2 separate regions of the Homo sapiens genome follow, and region 1 is linked to region 2. Evidence: read pairs that join two places in POLR2A ChIA-PET (ENCODE). Cell type or tissue: K562. All regions are shown on one strand. Links, peaks and the distances in the headings refer to the core of each region. The heading gives the core; the rest is flanking DNA.

Evidence for each region. ChIA-PET counts read pairs that join two places held together with the same protein. Peaks named below come from ENCODE experiments on the same cell type or tissue, not always from the same donor. Only the 100,000 strongest peaks of a DNase experiment are listed, where the experiment ranks them.
Region 1: POLR2A ChIA-PET joins it to region 2 with 5 read pairs; 3 of 35 experiments call an interaction of 5 or more read pairs at or near these places.

What each region holds. Positions count from the first base shown.
Region 1 is chr10:77,765,371-77,768,288 of GRCh38, forward strand. No RefSeq gene overlaps it. Among named protein-coding and RNA genes, the nearest start is that of KCNMA1, 130 kb to the left of the region's middle. In K562, for the core only: no CTCF peak of the experiment used is centred there; no DNase peak of the experiment used is centred there; H3K27me3 peaks cover 124 bases.
Region 2 is chr10:77,967,564-77,970,481 of GRCh38, forward strand. No RefSeq gene overlaps it. Among named protein-coding and RNA genes, the nearest start is that of DLG5-AS1, 42 kb to the left of the region's middle. In K562, for the core only: no CTCF peak of the experiment used is centred there; a DNase peak (open chromatin) is centred at 1,601.

The sequences.
Region 1 (2,918 bases), core at 239-2,738, 200 kb before region 2:
AGCCAGAAAGGAGCTGGGGTGGCAAAACTAGGAGCACAAGGAATGCCTCATTAGCTGTGCTGGGGGGCCAAGGGTGTGGAGAATAAGCCAGGCACCAGGAAAAGGCAGCTGCCATTCTCTCGCATACCCGGCACACCTTGCTGGGATGTTGGTATACCATGGGTAAAATGCCAAACCTAGCGCCATCTCTTCTTTAACCCCCTACAGTACTTTGTTTGTACTTTTCTTAGGGTACTCATGTTGCCCGCCTCCCTTTATAGATGCTCATATTTAATCCTTCCAAAAACATGTGCCCTGATGCCAAGGGCAAGATCTTCCCCGCCTCTGCATCCAGGAGCTCTGAAGTCTACACGAATGGAAATATATATTCAAAATACGTATTCAACATACCATTGGGGATTTGATCCAAATGGAAATCAAAGAAATAGGAGACTCAGTGTGAGCTCTGAGTATGTTTCCAGGCTTACTGAATAAGACACTATAAGTAGCTCTAACCCTGCAGATCAGTTAAACTGCAGCTGAGAGCTGCAGATGATCAGAATGGTGGGTGCAAGTTTATGTGGGGTCGAAGTTCATAATATTGAAAGAACTTCTTTAGAAAAAAAAAATATATATATATAGTTACAAATATATAATAAGGTCCAAGCCTTGGGGGTGTGAGGCCCTGAAGTTGAAACTTCAAGAACTTCAAGGGTAAATAGCCTGTGGTCTTTGCAAGTGGCTGGCGAAGGTGTCAAAGAGATGGGACTCACCCTTGACTGAGCCTGGAAGACTGGGCAGAATTTGGAAAGACAAAATAAAAAGGGCCGTGTGGCAGGATGAACAAAGACATTTAATATTGCCAGAGGCCTGCTTGGGGAGCCCGTGAGCAAACCAGTCCAATTGGACAGAAACGTTGCAAAGTCCAGGTGGAAAGAGGAAGGCTGGAAAGTCAGCTGAAGTCAGTTGGGGGTGGTGGGGGTGGGCCTTGAGTGTAGGCTGACATCTGAATTCTATTTCACTAGTTATAGGAGCCATGGATGTTTATTTTTTAAATGCAGTTCATTGACTTGAAGAAAACAATGTCTTAGGAAGATTAGCCTGGTTTTATTGTTCAAGGCAATGAAGCAGGAGGCACTTACAAAAGTCCAGGCTTGGGTGATAAGGGCCTAAACTTAGGCTGTTGATGAAACCCAGGTTGTAGCCGTGCGAATGAAAAGGAAATACCTAACTCAGTGGATTTTGGTGATTTTTAGAGACCAAGAAGAGAAGGATTCCAAGATGATTGAGGTTTCTGCTGAGTATTAGAGAATAACTGTATCATTAAGAGATATGAGAAGGTTAAGAGGGCCAGATTTGAAGGAGAAAATAGAAGTGGAGGATTTTAGATATTTCAGACTAGAGATGATGGGAGAACTATGAATTTTGAGATGGTCTTAGGGAACTGAGGGCTGGAGACTGATTTGGTAATCAGAAGCACCCATTTATTCATTCATGCCATAGGAATTTGGCTGGTAACCTCTGGAAAAATCAGCCCTGTGTTGCATGTCAAAAGGGATGTAACAGATGAAGTGGTCCCTCCCTTCAGTGAGTTAAATTTAGGATCTCAAGAGAGAAGAGATGGAGGTGAAATGAGTGAAGTAAGGCAGGGTCTATTGTGTACAAGAATGAGCGACCTAAATGTGGGGGAAGAGTTGGCTGTGGCGTCTGTCACCTACTGGTTTCCAAAGAGTATTAGACTCAGCTGACTCACCATGTGTATCCCCCATCCACTGTATCCCTCTCCAAATGGCAGGCTTGTCTGAAGAGAACAATGTCCATAGAGGTTACAACTGCCCTCTGCCCCCTGAGTAAAATGAGTTGTACAGACAATAAATATGATGCCGTTCATGAAATTGGAGGGAAACTCCCGGATCCTGGAGAAGGGAGAACTAGATCTGAACCTGTGAAGACGAGCAGTTTGCATAAGTGGAGGGGTGTAGAGGAAGCTGCCTTCCAAAAATGGCAGCTACAAAAAAATAGGGAGGATGTTTCCTAGGAGGTGGAGGAGATGTAACCCCATGGGGAAGCTCAACTGACTTTTCTCATGCTGTTCCCTCTGTTGAGAATGGCTGAAGCCAAGAAGCCAGTGTCAGAAACTAAAGAAAGGGAAACAAGAGTCGAGGTGGAAGATAAGGGTACAGGGTTGAGAGAGGAATGGGTGACAACTCCACGATTTTCAAGTGAAGCTGAACCCCCAACTTCCAACTTCTTGTTTACGTAGCAGTGAACTGCCTAGAGCTGTTTTTTGCAGAATCGTATAGAGTTGACCTCATGCATGTTTCTTTAACTTCTATCACTGACGTGTGTTTCAATTTCCTTGTTTCATGATACCCTTTCTTAAGCTTACGTGAATATGTGTAATACATTTTTAAATGTGACATATGTTAATTTTAGGCATGTCAGAGTAAAACAGCCACTATCAAGGGAAATCTGAAATCTGAAATCTGCAGGGTTTGATCTTCCTCTCAGTAATTTGACATCAAACTGTGTGTCCCATACTTTTAAGAAAAAACTGTTTGTGGTATACCCGCAAATCACGGGAGATCATACATATCTGAAGGTGCTGTTTATGAAACTACATTACTCTCAAACTCCTTGGCTGCCTGTTTTTTGTTTGTTTTGCCTTTAATAGGAGTTTTCTTTACTTATATGAATAAAGTGAAGACAGGGAGGACCAAAAAAAAGAATACAGTCACAATGAAATTAACTTTGCTACTTATTCCTACTTGGCCACCAAGATACAATAGATGTTGAGGCTGTGAGTAGGATGAGGGTTTGTAGTCATTTCCATAAATGGTCACACCCCATATTAATGGACAGATGGCCCATGTGGCAAGAGAGCTGGTTGGTCAATGGAACAGGACTTGCTGTAACCAGTGCTGAATAAGCTCACCAGC
Region 2 (2,918 bases), core at 242-2,741:
CATGGGACCTTAGAGTTGGAGATCATTAACTTGCCTGCTTTTCTAAGCTGGTCTTTCCCACTTTGCCCCTTCAACCCCCCTTCTTGTGGCAGCACACAAACCGTGGGCCTCCCTTATTTGTCCAGCTCCCCCTTCCCAAGCCCCCTCCACCTGGTAATGATTTCCTAGAGCGTCTCCCAGGGGTCTCCATGGGGACGTTTCCTGCTCCAATCTCCATGGCAACTCTTCAGGTTGCCATGGTGACACTTAAGCGATTATTTGGAGACCCTTAAATAAATCACCCGTGGTGGTATATGCTAGACGTGTTTGGCTCTGGCTCTTGTGTTTGGGGCCAGGGTTGGGGCCCAGGCCCGAAGGCAGAAAATGTGGGGAGGTGGGAGATGGTGGTCAGAGCCCGATGCCCTTGGTCTGGCCCTGTGAGGGGCCCTCTTTGGGCAAAATTGGAATTGAGCCTTTTGTGAAGTGGTGGGAGGACAACAGGCAGTTATGCTTGTGCAGTCCTTAAATAGGGAGACCCTGCAGCCAGCAGGACATCTTAACTCTGATCAGGATGGGGGCAACTTGGAGCTATGCAGTAACCAAGCAGGGATTCCACTCCAGGCCTGCTGGGCTCCAAGGCCCTCACTCCTCCTTGACGTCAAATTCTAAAAGGGAATTTAAGATGGAATCCACTCCTTCATATATTCATTTATTTGACCGATGTGTTTAAAGTGGCTACTATGTGCCAGGCACTGTGTGCTAAGCATTGGGAATACAGCAGTGAATTAAAAAACAAAACCCCTGTCCTCATGGAGCTTATATTCGACCAGCGAGAGGCAGACAATTAGCAAAACAAAACATCCATGGCCGGGCGCAGTGCTTCATGCCTGTAATTCCAGCATTTTGGGATGCCAAGGTGGGTGGATCACCTGAGGTCAGGAGTTCGAGACCAGCCTGGCCAACATGGTGAAACCCCATTTCTACTAAAAATACCAAAATTAGCCGGGCATGGTGGTGTGTGCCTGTAATCTCAGCTACTTAGGAGGCTGAGGCAGGAGAATCATTTGAACCCAGGAGGCAGAGGTTGCAGTGAGCTGAGATCATGCCATTGCACTCCAGCCTGGGCAAAAAGAACAAAACTGTCCCCCCTCTCCCCATCCCCCCTCCAAAATGCAAAAAAAAAAAAACCACCCAGGTTAGACAGTAGTTTCAGTATTAGGGAAGGGGCCTAGAGAACAGCAGGGTAAGCTGTGGCACACACTGACACCAGGGCCGGGTTGGGGGGGGGTCCCAGGCACCGTCTTGGGGCTCAGCTTCAGGTCCCAGGACAATTCCTGAAAGGTAAGAGGGTGAGGTATGGAAGGAGCTAGCCAATACTTGAGACTCCATCAGCAGTGACCAGCTCCCTCCGCGTGTTCTGCCTAAGCGATGTACAAAGCTTTCCAGCTTCTAGATGCCTCACGGATGCTTGGAAGCAGAAATGCATGGCTGAGACTTTAATCTCCACTATATAGACTGGGAAACAGATGCAGAAGGGAGGCAGCCTGCCGAAGGCAATGCCGCTAATGGCAGGCAGAAAGGTGGCTAGAACTGGAGTCATGGCTATCCCAGTCCAGGTCCATTTCTGCCAGACCAGTGGATTTATCACCAGATCTGCAAATTCATACTTCCCTGAGTGCTGTCTTACTGAATAAGTAGCTTATCTTGTACATGAGGAAGATCATGTTGTCTATGGGGAGAGATTGTGATTTACCTGTAACACCAGTGTCAGGTGATTATACCATGCTCCCTGACTCGGAGCTTTACTGCAGGCCACTCGGGTCAGGCCTGTTCCTCGGTGGTGGAACAGACTGCAAGGTACAAGAACAGGCTTCTTCTAGCCTCCGACTTCCCCAGCCCACTGGCACTCCTCCCAGAAATGAAGTTTGGAAGCACAGGCCTACTTAAGGCCTGGACAACCCAAAAAGCTTCCTGAGAAGGTGATGAGACTCGGGTCTGGATACACTGGGCTCTCTTCATGTTTTTTCCCTTTCCTTTCTTTTTCTTTTTTTTCCCCCTGAAACAGGGTCTTCTTCTGTCACCCAGGCTGGAGTGCATTGGCGCAATTTTGGCTCACCGCAGCCTCTGCCTCCCAGGTCCAAGCGATTCTCATGCTTCAGCCTCCCGAGTAGCTGGGACTACAGGCACATGCCACCATGCCTGGCTAATTTTTGTATCTTTAGTAGAGATGGGGTGTCACCATGTTGGCCAGGCTGATCTCGAACTCCTGACCTCAAGTGATCCATCTACCTCGGCCTCCCAAGTGCTGGGATGCTGGGATTATGGGTGTGAGCCACTGCACTTGGCCTTTTCTTTTTTAAAAAAATTAGATCCATATTTTTAGGACGAGTTCATTTGGCTGGTGAGTTGTTCCATACTCCTTGGCAGATTCCAGCTTCCATGACTACCATCCTGCTTCTCTTTTCTGAGTGTGGACTATCCACCTTCATACAGGTCTCAGGGTTGGGGCCAGGCTAGCAGGAAATAGAAAATCATTTCTGGTTAGCCTAAGCCCCAGGAAGCATTTACTGGAAAGTTCTTGGAGAGTAAATGGAGGAGCTGAATGGCCAACCCCTAGGCTATGTGGCTACTGAGCATGTGAAACTCGCTATGTGCTAAGTGTAAAATAGACACTGGAATTGGAAAACTTAGTATGAAAATAAGAGTGTAAAATATCTCAGTCATTTTTATATTGATTACATGTTGAAATGACATTTTGGGTACGTTGGGTTAAATAAAATGCATTGTTAAAATTAATTTCTCATTTTTTCTCCCTAGGCTCAGGTGATCCTCCCACCTCAGCCTCCCAAGTAGCTGGGATTACAAGTGCGTGCCACCATGCCTGGATAATGTTTTGTATTCTTTGTAAAGACAGGGTTTTGACATGTTGCTCAGGATGG